Regions from separate parts of the Homo sapiens genome. Here regions 2, 3, 4 and 5 are each linked to region 1. Evidence: chromatin contacts called from ENCODE Hi-C or POLR2A ChIA-PET data. All regions are on one chromosome and are shown on one strand. The core of a region is the stretch at or near the end of the contact, and the rest is flanking DNA. Distances in the headings are between cores, read along the strand shown.

Region 1 (2,855 bases), core at 263-2,762:
TACAGGGGCCCCCCATGGCTGGCATTAGGGCCTGAACTCCGTTTCCTGTCAGATCAGCAGTGGCATTAGATTGTGATAGGAGCGAGAACCCTATTGTGAACTGCGCATGTGAGGGATTTAGGTTGCGTGCTCCTTATGAGAATCTAATGCCTGATGATCTGTCACTGTCTCCCATCACCCCCAGATGAGACTGTCTAGTTGCAAGAAAACAAGCTCATGGCTCCCACTGATTCTACATTATGGTGAGTTGTATAATTATTTCATTACATATTACAGTGTAGTAACAGTAGAAATAAAGTGCACAGTAAATATAATGTGCTTGAATCATCCCCAAACCATCCTCCCTCCCCCAGAAAAAACTGTCTTCCATGAAACTGGTCCCTGGTGCCCAAAAGGTTGGGGACCGCTGTTTTAATCATCAAGGATTCTGACGAACCTCTTTGAATTTTCTATTTAATTCATATTCCATAAGTAAAACTTGATTCCTTGTTTGTTTGTTTTTCCCCTAAGAATTTAGAAAGCAGAGTGCATGTTGGGGAGACCTGGTTTAAATTCGAGAAGCAGATAACACAAAGACAAGTAAAAAAAAAAAACATGATGTACACAGGATTGACAGAATAAAAAAAAAGTCTTTGTGCAAGGGAATGTGACTATACAGAAATGTGGAGAGGAAAATACGTAATGTTAGTGTTAATAACTTTTGACCCCATTTAGGTCACTTTGAGTAATGAAGCTCAAAACACTAGATTATATTTTTAGCAAAGTAAGTGCAGTATCCAGTCTCTCACAGATGTCATGTGTCTCAGGCCGTTTGGAAAATTCAGCATCTGCCGCATTCCCAGTCTTTGATGAGGACACTCCGCGAACTACAAGCACCCTCAGTGGGAGGACCTCCCAGGTCGGGGTGTGAGGGCCAATGAGGAGGCTGGGGAGGGGAGGCAAGAGTTACGGAAACGGGGCCACAGCACTCCAGATGCCGCGGCGGGAGGAAGCGGGGCTGCAGAGGACTCAAAACGCGTTCAGAGAGGCCCATCCAAATGCCAGGAGACAGACGGCAAGGATGCTTAAGAGGAGACGTGACTGGGCGAGGCAGATGAGGAGAGGGCCGTGGGCCAAGGTCACCCGCTAAGAGGCGGCAGGTTTACCACTGAGACACGAGGCCGTGGTTTTTGCCCGTGCCTCCAGAAAGAGCGTGGCGAGATCCCCGCAGAACCCAGGCGTGGGAGGCCCTGGGGAAGAGCCACGAGGCCCGACTCTAGTGGCTCAGGGGCCCTGGGCAGCGGCGCGCCACCGCTCGCCCCACCCTCAGCCGCTCTCCTCTTCCGGGCGCGCTGCTTGCCTGCGTGCGCCGGGACGCGCGGGGCCGAGCGTCTGAAGCGCGCCCGTACGCGGAGCGGCGCTTTCTAGGAGCCCCGCCCTCAGGTGCGCTCTGCAGGAGGCGGGGCGCGACTTCGGCGCCGCCAGCTCTGCCTGCGCCAGGAGCGCGCGGGTGCGCGCGGCCGCGCCCTCGCACAGATCCCAGCTGGGTCACCCGCACTGAGTCAACAGACTGAGCGCGTCCAGGCCTGACAGCTCTGCGGCTCGGGCCCTGAGGTGAGGCGGGCGTCGCGGGCGGCGGCGGCGCTTGAGGCTAGCCTGGGACAGCCGTCCCTGGGGGAGTTGAGGGGACGAGGAGGGGCTGGCCAGCGAGGGACGGCGGGGAGAGAAGGGGAGTTCGGCGTCTGAGGTGTGGGGTGAAGCGGGCTCGGAAGCGGGCAGAGGCGGCGAGCTGAGGGAAACAGACCTCCCTCAGCTCCCGGGAAGCGCGGGTTGCCAGCCTCGGGGATGCGGTGGGAGCGCCCAGGATGCGGACGTGAGGGGGTCGGGGCCCTGCGGCGGGGGCTCCGCGAGGCTCCCCTGGGACCGGGTCCGGCCGTGGGACTTCGGGACACTGCCTTTGCCTGGACGCTGTCGTTCCACCCTCAGCAACCTCAGGGAAAGAAGGAAAACAAATATTGATGTAAATTTCCGTCTGAACAGCTGGGTAATGAGCGCTTGCTCTTCCCTGCGAGGTTACGCGCGGATCATTACCTTGCGTGTTAAAAGGAGTTTCAGTGAGAAGAAAATGCGCAGATCTCATGACACAGTTTGGGAGGGAAATTCCCTGATCCTAAAACACGAATAGGAGCTCCAGGCATGGAAATACTTAATTGGATCGGAAAGCTGGGCAGGCTGGAGCTATTAAGCTGAAGGAGGTTTTCCCCTGGGCTCCTCAGGCTTCGATTTACGTTTTAAATAAATAAGTCCGAAAATAATGAAGATAATAACCACGTTTACTTTCTACAAGGGCGTTCTGAAGGAATCTAAGGGAAGAGGAGTATTTGCTGGACTACAGCTTTAAGCCAGGCTCGGTATTAGCTCTTTTCATTCTGACAGCAACCCTGTAGGATTGGAGGGGGTTATTCCAGTTGGGCAGGTGTGGAGAATGGGCCTCAAAGAGGTTAAGTAACTTATTAAGGTCTCAGCTAGTAAAAGGATGGAGTTGAGATTCCAACCCGGGCTGCCAGACCCTAATTCTGGTGCTTTATTTAGTATATTTTGTGTTTGCCGGGAGAGCAATATTGTATGTGTTTTAGGGAAGACTCCATAGTAGGGAACATTATTAGGGCAGTTAGGGCTTTGTGGGTATTTGTGTTAAAATCAAACTAAAGAGGCGTTAATCTTTGCATATGTGCTGTTTGAGTATATTTCCTTTCAAACAGATTTAGTGTAGGGAAATCTTACATTCACTATAAGAGCAAATTTATTAGTACATTCCATGTGTATTGCATGTCTTTTATTTTTAAAGAGACAGCGTCTCGGGCTAGAGTGCAGTG
Region 2 (2,855 bases), core at 262-2,761, 1.9 Mb after region 1:
AGGACACAGCCGGGTCCCGAGCCTCGAAGGGCGGACGTGCCGGGAGCTGCGCCCAAGCCCGCGGCGACGGCGAGAAGTCGGGCCCCGCAGGGACCTCCCCTAAGGGCTCAGAGGTTCCTCCCGCGGGGCTCGGGGCGTGCAGATCCCGAGGGCGCAGGGCTCCTCCTCGCACCCCTACCTGACCGCAGAGGGCGGGGAGGGGAGGCTGGGCCCACGGCCAGGACGGGATGCCCCCCAAACCCCAGCTACAGCGCGCGCCGGGGGCTCTTGGGTTTGGTTTATTCATTTTCTTATTTGGAGGGAGGGGGCGCACCCACTCCCTTTGGCTCATAGTGATCCCCAACAGTCTGGATTCTGGGCGCCCCCGAAAAGCCCACCCGGAGTCCGCCGCCCCACCCAGCGCCGCCCTCCCCCGCTGGGGTGACAAGTGGAAGCCGCAAATCCCCTCCCTCCTCTCCTCCAGGCTTCGGGTTTGCGGGGTAACGTCCACCTGGGTTTCCTGCCGCTCGCCCGGGGCTCGCCGGCCAGGAGGCGGCGGTAGCGGCGGGGGTCCCGGAGCGGGCGAGGCCGGGCCGGGCGCGGCGCTTACCTCGTCTACGGTGAGCGGCATGCAGATCCGGTACTCTTTCAGCAGCATGGTCCTGCCGGCCGCGGACCCCCGGGGCGGGAAGCGGGGGGCGCCCCCAAGACCAGCAAGGCTGCTGCCCAGGCGCAGGGCAGGGCGCCCGGAGCCCGGCGCTCGGAGCCGGAGGGCGAAGCAGCCCCCGCGGCGCGCTCAGCTCCTGGCTTCCTCCTCTCCGCCCCAGAGCATGTCAGGGTTTGGGTCTGGGTGTTCGCAGCTCCCCCGCCTCCTCCCTCGCCGAGGCCGGTCCTCCCGGAACGCGGTGTTGCAAAGTCAGGGAGGCAGGGAGGGAGACCCGCTGGGGACGACTCTGCTCGGCTGCCCAGGGTGGTAGGAGCGGCCGCCAGATCAGGACATGCCCGGCAGCGAGCGAGGGAGGAAAAAAGAGAGATTTCCAAAAATTAAAACGAATGCACAAAAGTCACCCGCTCGATCCGCCTCCGAAAGCAGACGGGAACCTGGCGACCCCCCTCCTCCGGCGGGTCTGCCCGATGCTAATGTCACCAGGAACACATTGCAGCCGGAGCCGGAGATGCTGACTTTCCAGACAAAGGCTCGATCGGCTTCTCTCCGCGGGCGGTAAACAAGATTTCCTGCTCTTTTTAGGGCCGGTCCCCGCGCCGCTCCGGGGCTCGGCTCGGGGAGAAAAGGGAAGCCGCCGCCGCCGCCGCCGCTCGGCTCTGCCCGGCTGGGGCCCCGGGCGCCTCCAACCTCGGCTCGCGGCTGCCAGGGGCGGGCGGGAGGAAGCTGGCGCCTTCCGCGCGCGTCCCCTCCCCCGAGTCCCTCGGCTCCCCGGGCGCCGTGCGTGCCCGCGAGTTTGCAGCCACCTCGCCGGGGCCGGAGCGTCCGCGCCGATGCAGTGTGCCTGGGGCCGGGAGGTGGGTGCGGGAGGAGCGAGCGCGAGCGAGGCTGACATCAGCAGCGGCCGCGGCGGGGAGGGTAGCCCCATCCGGCCAATGGGGAAATGGCAAAGAATGTGGAGGATTTAAACAAAACAGCATGTCTCTGCCAGACGGCGGGGCTGCTCCGGAGCGGAGCCCGGCCGGCGCTGGGGAGGCTCGGGCAGAGGGGCTTTCCTCGGCTCCTTTGCCCTTTGAATCCGCTCTCCATTGTGCCCTGAGTGCTGCCGTGCTCCATCCAGCCCCTCTGGGAAGTTTCTGGTCCCCTGACCCTAGGGACAAGTCACCAATGCCCACCACCTATGTGTGGTCCAGTAAGCAAGTCTGGGGCTGGAGAGGCAATGGGTGGGATTTGGGAACAAACCCTTGCCTGGTTTCAGAGGAGAGATCCTGGAAAACTGGGAAGTGCAGCCGTGTGAATGGAAATGAAGTACAAACGGGGAGGGAACAACCAGAGAGAACATGAACCCCACGTAGCCTGTTACCTCGCCTGGCCCGGCTCTGCAATCTTTCTGCAGATTGTGCAGGCTCCGCGCAGCAGAAAGAAAGAGTAGGTTTTCGTATCCGCACTCCTAAGTTCAAAAAGTCACAGTGAAATGTCAATGAAAATGCCTGGAGTGTTGCTATTTGATCCATATTAAACAGATCTCTCATTTTAACCACAAGAAGCACATTCTTCAGTTACTCAGGAAGCAGCATGGAACTGCTGAAGTCTGTTTTTCATTTGTCTGGTATTTTTCAGCTTGTTTTTATGAAAAGTTGCCGGATGAAAAATGCATCAGTTGCCTGTATGAGAATAACCTGTAAGCGTTATCTTTTCTCCGAAAAATCTTCACGCTCTGAAGTCCTGAAGCTAGAGCTTAGATGGCGATGCAGATGCCTCAATACAGTATTTTGAATTGTGTTTAATTAATAAGTAATTAACCAATATGACGATGATGGGCTTGTGGCAAAAGTCATCCAGAGGGCTGGAGAGAATTTATAACTGTTAACTGATACAAACCCTCCTAGGAAAATGATACCCTATATCCAGCTTATATTTTAGTGGAAACTATTTTCCAGATAAATGCTTTCCAGAGTTGGCTCAGAAATATTCACAGCAACTAATTAAAGCTAAACCAAATTCCTCGAGGTGGAAAATCTAAATCTGACACTGCAGTGTTGAATAATAACACATTGGAAGGCTGTGATATGGAAAGAAACTCAAGCTGTTTTTCCTTTTTTTTTTTTTTTTTTTGCTTCTTACTTGAAAACAAATGGAAGACCTAATAATCTTCCCAGAGGCAGGAAGGCAAGGGATTGGCTAGCCACACATGCGCATGCACTTGGGACAT
Region 3 (2,855 bases), core at 99-2,598, 1.3 Mb after region 1:
TTCCTTTATCATTTTCCTTTGTCAATAATAGTACCAAATAAGAACTGAATTATCAAGCATCTACTGAATCCACACCTGTATACTAGAGGGGGGATCATCATGTTTTCGGCACTATGAAATAGCTTTACCCAAAGGGGAAGTGTCCCCCTTCCCTCTAAAGGGCTGAGACTTCCTGGAGAGGGCTCTCCATCAGAAATAGAATGCAAGCTATATAAATTGAAACTTCCTAGTAGCCATATTTTTAAAAAGGAGAAAAGAAACAAGTGAAACTAATTTTAATAATGTATTTTACTTAACCCAACATATCCAAATAGTATTTCAACGTGTTATCAATATATAAAATAACTGACATCTTCTACATTCTTTTTCCATACTCCATCTTTGAAATCTTTTGTGTACTTTAAGCTTACAGCGTATTTCAATTTGGACTAGCCACATGTATCCACCGTTTCTGACAGCCTAGTTCGATACTCCAGAGTCCCTAATAGTTAATTCAAGACAAAGTAGGGGAACCAAGTCAACTTACAGCTAAAAATTATGTGCCAGGGCAATAAATTCAGATCCTCAGGAGGCTCTCCCTATTTTACTGTCTTTACTTGGCCAAAATAGGTGCAGACTCGAAAATTAAATAAAAATTTGCTTCATCATTACATTATGGTCAACATTAAAAATGCAGTGCCGCATCTCGCATATTTGATTTGCATTTCCAGAGACTAGGAGTGAATGCGCTTAATTAGGATGACATCAGCTGTGCGTCATTCAGAAGATGACAAAAGTCAAAGCCCTCCTTACAATTTGCTATCTTTGCTTTCATTACGCTCGCCTACGACTTGGTGGCAGAGCCACCCCCGGGGCCTAGGTGTCAGAGACGGTGCTCCCAACTGCCACCCCCAGCCCCTGCCCCCACGCCGGGGAAGATGCAACGAGAAAGGAGGAGGCGAAACCAGGGCCGCCACAAGTCCTCCCGGGACATTCGCCCTCAAGCCTGGCTCGCTCCGATTCTCCCGGCCGCGACGCGTTAAGGCCTCCGCTGCCGTTTGCAGAGCGTCGGCGCCCTAAACCCGCAGACCCCGCGAAACTCAGCCGCCTGGTCAATGAACGTCGCCCCCGAGGCCTAGTCAACGCGGGAGGCAGAGCCAGGCTCGGCGTGGACCCGGGGCCTCCCTCCCCCAACCCAAAAGGCGAACGCCGCCCACGGGCAAGCCGTTAGCGCTCGGGCCGGGCCGCCGCCTGAGTCTGTACCTGCGAAGCGGGCCTGGGCTTCCACGGGAGGCGATGCGGGGGGAATCAGCGGCTGTAGGGCGACTGCGTTCAAAGGGTCCACCTCGACTCAGCTCAAAGACCGTGTGGCTCGTGCAGCCGGCCGGCGCGATTTAAATTTCCCGGTGACTCCGCATTCCGATTGGCTGGTTCGAGCCTAAGCTGTGTGCCCATTGGTGGATTTGAAAAACACGTTGGGAGGGGAGGGAGTCATAGGGCTTGGGGGCGAGTGGGAGGGGGGAAAGAAAAAAAAAAAAAGAGGATGGCATCGCGAGATGAGGGAGCGGCCGGGCGGTGAGGGAGCGGCCGGGCGGTGAGGGAGCGGCCGGGCGGTGAGGGAGCGGCCGGGCGGTGAGGGAGCGGCCGGGCGGTCCCTGAGCGCCTGGCGGGGCGGAGCGGGAGGACTCCAGATCCCGTCAAGCAGCGCGAAGGGGCGGTTCCCTGGGCCGTTCGTGTTTCCATAGGGTTGAAGCGTGCATGGTCCTTGGGCGTTTTCCTGGGCGACAGCCTTAAACAAATACCACAAAATGATTCTCTAAGTCATTATTTTAAAAACTTTGTTGTTGATCTTCATGAAAATAAAAAAATTCTAATTAGTAAATAAGTAATCTTTATAGAAAAACATATTGCTTTGCATTTTTTTCCTATTATGACACCCAAAGTACTCGGCGGGGGTTTCTGGCTACTATGGGAGGGAAGATTTGTGTTATATTTTTTAGTTTAGTTTTTTTTTAATTGCATCATAAAAGACTGTATAGAAGCCGCAAATATGGAAACAAAAGGTTTCTTATGCCTGTTTCTCCAAAAACTCAAGTTTTTTATTTTTAAATAATTTCAAATGCAGCAGAATTGCAAATCTTTATCCAGATTTGCCAAATCTTAACATTTTGCCACATTTGCTATTGCTTTCTCTATACATATATATGTATACATATGCACGCGTGTACATATGTGTGATTTTAATATGTTACTTTAAGAGAAAGTTTCAGAATCATGTCCTTTTTCCTCTGTTTCACGGTGTCTCTCCTAAGAAAAGACATTCTCTTATATAACCACACTGCAGTCATCAAATTCAGAAAAACTGAAATTTCATGCTGTTGTTTAGTATGTAGTGTGTGTTCAAGTTTTTTCAATTGTTATAGTAACATTCTATGCTCATTACACATTTCTGAATTTTGCATTTTTTGCCATATGCTCAAACGAACAAACAAAACAAAGATGGTCAACAGAGCATCAGGATTCTGGGCCATTTTTGTTTCTGCAATTTTTTTGTGTTCTAAAAGATTACATTTTAGAAAAGTTTTCATGGTTTATTTCTTACTATAAATAAATTCAAACAGCAAGTTTGTCCATTTTTGCAGGCATTAATGCCAGCCTCATTCATCGTAAAGCCAGAGTTCATAAAGGGTTGGACCTACTCTTAATCAGCATAATCCCATCCCCCTAAATGCAAGAATGTGGAAGGAATTCACCCCTAAACCAATCACTGTGTGGCATTCTCTCAGCTACTGAGAATGGTTCAGGGGCAGGCACATGACCTAAATTCATCCAGTTGGACAGCCTCTGCCTTTTGTTTACTGGTTGGAGGTAGGAAA
Region 4 (2,855 bases), core at 210-2,709, 1.1 Mb after region 1:
CATGGCAAAACCCCATATCTACAAAAAAATTAGCCGGATGTGGTGATGTGCACTTGTAGTCCCAGCTACTTGGCAGGCTAAGATGGGAGGATCATCTGAGCCCAGGAGGTCGAGGCTGCAGTGGGCCGTGATCGTGCCACTGCAGTCCAGCCTGGGCAATAGAGACTCTGTCTCAAAAAATAATAATATGAATTAACTCATCAGTGCCACATGAAAAATACTCATCGTTTCTAATGTGACTCAAAGATCTTCAACATCAAATAAAAACAAAACTAATGTAAGCCCTATCATTTCTGCAATTTAACTGCAGGCTGAGAAACTACAGCTTAGCCACTGAAGTTTATGGCCTCAAAGTCATGTCACATTAGGGAAGACATCAGATGACTAATCAAAAGCCAGCCTCACAATGACAGGTTTCTTCCATTCACATCGTGTTCCTATATAGAGCTTTCATCCTTCCTCTTGAATGGGTCCGATGTTCCACCACGAGGCTTTTTGAATTAAGGAAAAAGTTGAACATCTCTGTCTGGATCATCTTTGTCATATTTTCTAATTATTTAGATTTTGCCAGTTTAATGATAGACGATTGATGGGAAAACTTAAGCTAATGTCTGTTCTGATTGAACCTATAAATTCTGGGGTTGAAGAGGCTGACTAAAATTCCAGACCAAATGTCTCTGTACTCAAAGCTCTGATATAAGCATAGGCTCATCCTCACTCCTACACAACTGGGCTGAAATCTGACTTCTACAGGACAAAATATAAAACAAGATGTACCTTCCTGTAGTCTACCTACCTTGATTAGGAAGGAAGGCTCCCATGGAAGCTTTTAACTTACAAGGACGGACATGTCTGGGCCTGGCTGGAAGAAAGTTGTGGAGTGTGACTTCATCTTAATATTAAAAAGGCAGTGTGAAAGGTCAGGAGGCCTCCTCTTGCCTCCCAAGCCTAATCTAGGGAAGCTGCGGGAGAAGATGGGCAGGGGGCGCAGAATTCGGTCACTGCAGTGGGCTGGAGGCCTAGGATGCTTTGGTCCCAAAACCAGAACATCACGGGCAAACGGGAAGGAGCTGGCCACCCTGGCTGGTTGCCTATAGCAACTCGCACTGTGGGCTCTGGTCCATGCAGACACAACCCAGTCTCCAGCTGGGAGTGGAGTGGGGGTTCCCCAGGGACTCTCGCTTCGCCTCTTCTTCCCCAGGAGCCTCGGGAAAGGCCTCCCTGGCTCCCTAGAGGCACCGACCCCGCGGACCCCGCGGCTTCCGCCACGTCCGCCCCTCCTACATCCTCATCCCGCTCCACCGACCGCGACCGGCCCCCGCCTCTACGACCCGGCTACCCTGCCTAGGGGCCCCGGCCCAGCTCTGACAGCACCCGCGAACCGCCCTGACCCGACAGGCCTCGATACCACCCACCCGCGGCAGCCCTCACGCGCATGCGCACCGCGTCCCTTCGCACTGCGCCACGCCACGCCCACTGGCGCCACGCCCCTTACGCCACGCGCCGCGCCGCTGCGTCGCGCACGCCCTGTGGGCCCCGCCCAACTCACGACCCACCCATGCCACGCCCCTGAGCGTGCGGCCGCCTGGGCAGGCGCAGAGCTGGAGTTCAGCGGCCGCGACCCGCCTCTTCCAGAATAGAGGGTAGCGAGGGGACTACAAGCCCCAGCTGTCCACCCCCGCAGTCGCCGATTCCTCGCTTGCGCTCGCGGCGGCTCCGCGGCCCGGTTCTCGAGAGCCACAGATGCGCCCGCGTCGCTGGGGTCTCCCGTGTGGGAACGTCCTCGGCAGGCCGCGGGTTTGAGAGGCATCGCCGGCGTGACGAATGCAACCAGCGTGGCCCCAAATGAGTCGGCGGCCGCCGCAGGTTGACGTAGAGCCGCAGCGCTCCCCGGGGCCGTCACCCTCAGCACTTTCCCTTCTTTATTTGTTGGGGGCCGCGGGGGCTGGAACCCAGAAGCGCAAGTGTGGGGCGCGTCCTCGTGGCGTCCCTGGCGCTCCGAGGCCGAAACCCGGATGCTGAGGGGAGGCCGTGAGCTCGGAAAGGCACCGCGGGGCCGGCATTAGGGCTGAGCTAGCTCTGTACCCTCTGGTGGGACTTTCGGTCTCTCTGGGCCTCGCCATTCTCTTTCTTTTTCTTGCTTTTTTTTTTTTTTTTTTTTTTTTGGAGACGGAGTCTTGCTCTGTTGCCCAGGCTGGAGTGCAGTGGGACAGTCTGGGCTCAGTGCAACCTTTGCCTCCTGGGTTCAAGCGATTTTCCCGCCTCAGCCTCCCCAGTAGCTGGAACTACAGGTGCCCGCTATCACGTCCGGCTAATTTTTGTTATTTTTAGTAGAGATGGGGTTTCACCATGTTGGCCAGGCTGGTCTCGAACTCCTGACCTCAAGTGATCCGCCCGCCTTGGCCTCCCAAAGTGCTGGGATTACAGGCGTGGGCCACCGCGCCCGGCTTTTTTTTTTTTAATACGGGTTTTCACCCTGTTACCCAGGCTGGTCTCGAACTCCTGCGCTCAGGTGATCCACCCCCCCGCACCCCGGTCTCCCACAGTGCTGGAATTACAGGCGTGAGCCACGGCGCCCGGCCTGTTATTTTGAAGTCAAGCTATTTTACCATCCTCTGGATTTTCGTCATCCTAATTCTCCTTCCCAGTCTCAAGGAAAGACAGGCACATTTTCTTGATGACTTCAGCATTTGTAACCCCTTGTTGGCTCTCCTTAGAGGACATTAACTCTGAACCTTTCAACTTCGAGGATCTCTTTAGCCCTTCCTTATTTGTTCACTCTCCTGGATCATGAATTCTCCAAATTTGTCCTTTGAACCCAGTGCCCATATCCACCCTCACCTGAACCCATTCTT
Region 5 (2,855 bases), core at 146-2,645, 1.0 Mb after region 1:
AGGTTAAATTACGCCTACAAGGTTGCAAAGCTGCTCAGCGGCCCCTTGGCTGTACACTACTGGCCATACAAGGCACCCTGTACCAACGAATCTTCTCCCCACTTACACAACCAGAACTTGTCAACGGCAAAGGATGGCATTTAACTCAGGAGAGCCTATCCCAAAATGGTGAGAGAACTCAGCGAGCAAGGAAGGATTTTTATTAAAATTCAGATCGCCGACTCCTCCCGGTGGCGACCCTCCGTGCATGCACTCCCAAACTAGGCTCTCTTGAGTTTCTGACATCAGAACCACATTCTCCGAACCCCAATGAAGGCAGCAGCCGGCGCCAAAGTCTGCATACGAATGCAAATAACATGGCCTTTGCTTCCGAGCAGTTTCCAAATTTGCCCTCGGGATGTGAGGTAGAGACCAAGAAGCTAAGTTTGCGCCCCCGCAGGCTCTGAAATGTCTAGGATCTGACACATGCTTTGTCCCCATGAGGAGCTCCTGAGATTTCGCGTGCATCATCCGCTTAGTTCACGGTGACCTTGGGGTCGGGGACTACGGGATGAGGGGCACGGACTGTCTAAACCTCCAGGTCCCTTACAGAGGGCTCCCCGCGGGTATGGGAGCCATGCACCTGTGCCGACGCCGCCACTGCCTGGAGGGTGCGCGCGCGCCCCGGGCCGGGGATGCTGACTCAGCCCGGCTGCTCACATTCCTTTCGCGCAACGCGGATGCTGTTGCTGCCGCTGCTGCCGGTGCAGCAAAGTGGGGGAAGCAAGGCACCCGCAGCGGCCCGGCCGCTCGCTCCCTGGGGCCCACTGCGACACTCCCTCCCCACTGCCGGAAGGGGAACTGTGGGGGTGCGCGAGTTGACGAAACTGGGGGAAGTGGGCGCTGCAGGAGGAACTCAGGCGCCGCGCGCGCAGCTCACACCCAAACTGGAAGGAACCTGTTCTGCCCGGGGCGGGCGCGAAGCCGCCGCAGCCGCGAGCGCCGCGCGGGATCAGCCCCGGCGCGCGCGTGTTCCCCCTCGCCGCTAAATCCCTAAATCCTCAGGGCGCGGGCGGGACTGGGCGGTGGGCGCGCCGGGAAGGCGCCCGGGGGTGGGGACGGGGACCCGCGCGCTCGCGCCTGGCCGAGGTGCTCCGAGACAGGATGCAGGCACCCCCAACACCCTGCACGCTCGCGCTCCTACTAGCGTTGCAGCAAAGCTCCGGGGTCTGGGCGGGTCACGCGCGCAGAGGCGCACCCGGGTTGGGAGATCGGGGCGTTGTGCCAAGGACCCCGGCGGCGCTGGCGGGGGCGGCCCGGCCCCGGACCGCGACGCGGTTACCTTTCGTGACCCCCAGCCCAGGCGGCAGGCTGGCGGGCGCGCGACCGGCGCGGCTCAGGTCCACGTGGGACGGCGCGCGCGCGCCAGGCAGGCCCCCTCCTTGGCTGCGCTCAGCGCTCGCAGCACATGGTCGGCGGCGGCGCGCCCCCGAGGCCGGCGGAGACCGGCTGCAGCCGGTATAGGATAAGAGCTAGGCAGCGACGCGGGGCCGGGGCGCGGGCGGCAGCACGCACGGCCCGGGTCGCAGGCGGCCGGGGTGGGGGGCGGGGGGAGGGTGTGGCTCGGGTGCCCGAGTCGCGGGAGTGGGTGGAGGGCCCGGGCGCTCGGGCCTCACCAGCCCGAGCCAACTTGCGCTAGAGTCGGGCCCGCCCCCTAAGGGGTTAATCCTTTTCTCATGTTACCGAGCGGCTTATAAGGAGGGGGAGGCCAAGCCTCCGCCTTATTGGGAGCCTTTGGGGGTTTATTCTCTTCCCTTCTAACTTGGTGAGTTGGTTTATTATTTTACATGTTTAAAAGTTTGATTGTGGGATGTGGGTTGTTTTTTAAAAAATATGTGTTGGGGCCTTTTTTTGTGATGGGAGGCGGAGGAGACCACTGAACATCTTCACATTTTGGAGAGGTTATTCCCAAAAATATTCGCTCTGACAGTTAGGAATGCCCAGGGCCACCGGGATGACGCGCTCGCGCCGGTGTGGGTAGCTGAGAGTTGAATGTCCGTGACCCTGGTACAGTTGGGTCCCGGAAGATACCTAAAGGCACGCCTGGCCTTTGAGTGCCCCCTGCCCCGGGTTGGGGGCTCCGGGACGTCGGAAGAGTCGGGGGCTCCAGGCTCAGCCCCTCCGCGGATTTTCCGCATGAAGTTGCCTGCGCGTCGCAGGAGCGAAATGTCAGAGGTACCTTCCTACCCCAGGCTGGCGCGCGCACGCAGGCCGGGCACTGAGGCAGCGCGAGGGAAAGTGGGGCTCCCTGCCTCCCCCGACCCCCAAACACAGCACTCCCTGCGGCGGCCACCGTTTGTCCCCAGCGGGAAGCCGGGGATTTCCCGGCAGAGCGCGGGTCCTCCACCTGGACTGTCAGAACTGTCAGCGGCTGACGGCCGGTCCCGCGCAACTTCAAGGTTCCCGGGCTGCCAACCGCAGGAAAGCGCTGGTGTCGCCAAGCAGTTCCGTAGCAAGGGAAGATGGTTTTGCAGAGGAAATGGGTTATTTCCTTCTAGGTTGTTGTCGTCTTTTCTTTTTATTCCCCCCACCCTAGCAAGACAGGTCATAGAAGTTTGTTAGGTGGCGTATATAAAATGTCACCAAACATGGGGGGCGTCAGTCTTAGAAAAAGCTCCCCGGAGCCAACTGGGGAAGAGCAATTACAACTTGTCAACCTGGAAGCCGGTTTTGTTTGCACGGTTAGACACTCCGTGCCAGCTCCTTCTCGCAGGAGATGGTTTCTACCCCGGGAATGAGATTTCTCAGTGATCTGATTGTTTTTGCAAATCATGGTAAGATAGGTGTCTTGCTTGTAAAAAAGATGCCAAGTGCTT

The links. A loop is a pair of places that touch in the nucleus more often than their neighbours do. ChIA-PET counts read pairs that join two places held with the same protein, here RNA polymerase II (POLR2A). Pooled maps may share reads with other maps.
Region 2: a loop to region 1 is called in a map of B cell, with 17 times the contacts of the local background. The contact joins the promoter of PITPNC1 here to the promoter of ABCA5 in region 1. A Hi-C loop is called at or near these places in 1 of 168 maps with a recorded cell type or tissue (B cell) and 5 of 50 pooled maps. POLR2A ChIA-PET finds 5 or more read pairs at or near these places in 1 of 52 experiments (GM12878).
Region 3: a loop to region 1 is called in a map of CD8-positive, alpha-beta T cell, with 20 times the contacts of the local background. The contact joins the promoter of KPNA2 here to the promoter of ABCA5 in region 1. A Hi-C loop is called at or near these places in 3 of 168 maps with a recorded cell type or tissue (CD8-positive, alpha-beta T cell, ascending aorta and naive thymus-derived CD4-positive, alpha-beta T cell), 2 of 37 single-sample maps with no recorded cell type and 8 of 50 pooled maps.
Region 4: a loop to region 1 is called in a pooled map, with 7 times the contacts of the local background. The contact joins the promoter of AMZ2 here to the promoter of ABCA5 in region 1. A Hi-C loop is called at or near these places in 13 of 50 pooled maps.
Region 5: a map of B cell shows a loop between it and region 1 (13-fold over the local background). The contact joins the promoter of ARSG here to the promoter of ABCA5 in region 1. A Hi-C loop is called at or near these places in 3 of 168 maps with a recorded cell type or tissue (B cell, CD8-positive, alpha-beta T cell and naive thymus-derived CD4-positive, alpha-beta T cell), 19 of 37 single-sample maps with no recorded cell type and 15 of 50 pooled maps. POLR2A ChIA-PET finds 5 or more read pairs at or near these places in 2 of 52 experiments (CD4-positive, alpha-beta T cell and activated naive CD4-positive, alpha-beta T cell).

Annotation. Positions count from the first base shown.
Region 1 is chr17:69,325,790-69,328,644 of GRCh38, reverse strand. It overlaps ABCA5 (ATP binding cassette subfamily A member 5), which reads left to right and starts at 1,512. Exons shown (of 39, transcript NM_172232.4): 1 at 1,512-1,593. RefSeq lists an enhancer at 1,006-1,145 and silencers at 1,226-1,605, 1,736-1,825.
Region 2 is chr17:67,375,937-67,378,791 of GRCh38, reverse strand. PITPNC1 (phosphatidylinositol transfer protein cytoplasmic 1) reads right to left here and starts at 1,511. Exons shown (of 9, transcript NM_012417.4): 1 at 590-1,511. The coding sequence starts at 637. RefSeq lists silencers at 1-16, 127-426, 437-856, 1,207-1,456, 1,507-1,626 and an enhancer at 1,012-1,705.
Region 3 is chr17:68,034,228-68,037,082 of GRCh38, reverse strand. KPNA2 (karyopherin subunit alpha 2) reads right to left here and starts at 1,348. Exons shown (of 11, transcript NM_002266.4): 1 at 1,243-1,348. RefSeq lists enhancers at 816-1,035, 1,055-1,602 and a silencer at 1,566-1,615.
Region 4 is chr17:68,246,647-68,249,501 of GRCh38, reverse strand. It overlaps AMZ2 (archaelysin family metallopeptidase 2), which reads right to left and starts at 1,459. Exons shown (of 7, transcript NM_016627.5): 1 at 797-1,459. RefSeq lists silencers at 1-23, 1,333-1,632 and enhancers at 1,847-2,392, 2,393-2,855.
Region 5 is chr17:68,290,035-68,292,889 of GRCh38, reverse strand. ARSG (arylsulfatase G) reads right to left here and starts at 1,395. Exons shown (of 12, transcript NM_001267727.2): 1 at 1,322-1,395. It overlaps SLC16A6 (solute carrier family 16 member 6), which reads left to right and starts at 1,763. Exons shown (of 6, transcript NM_004694.5): 1 at 1,763-1,804. RefSeq lists an enhancer at 308-537 and silencers at 1,397-1,571, 938-1,627.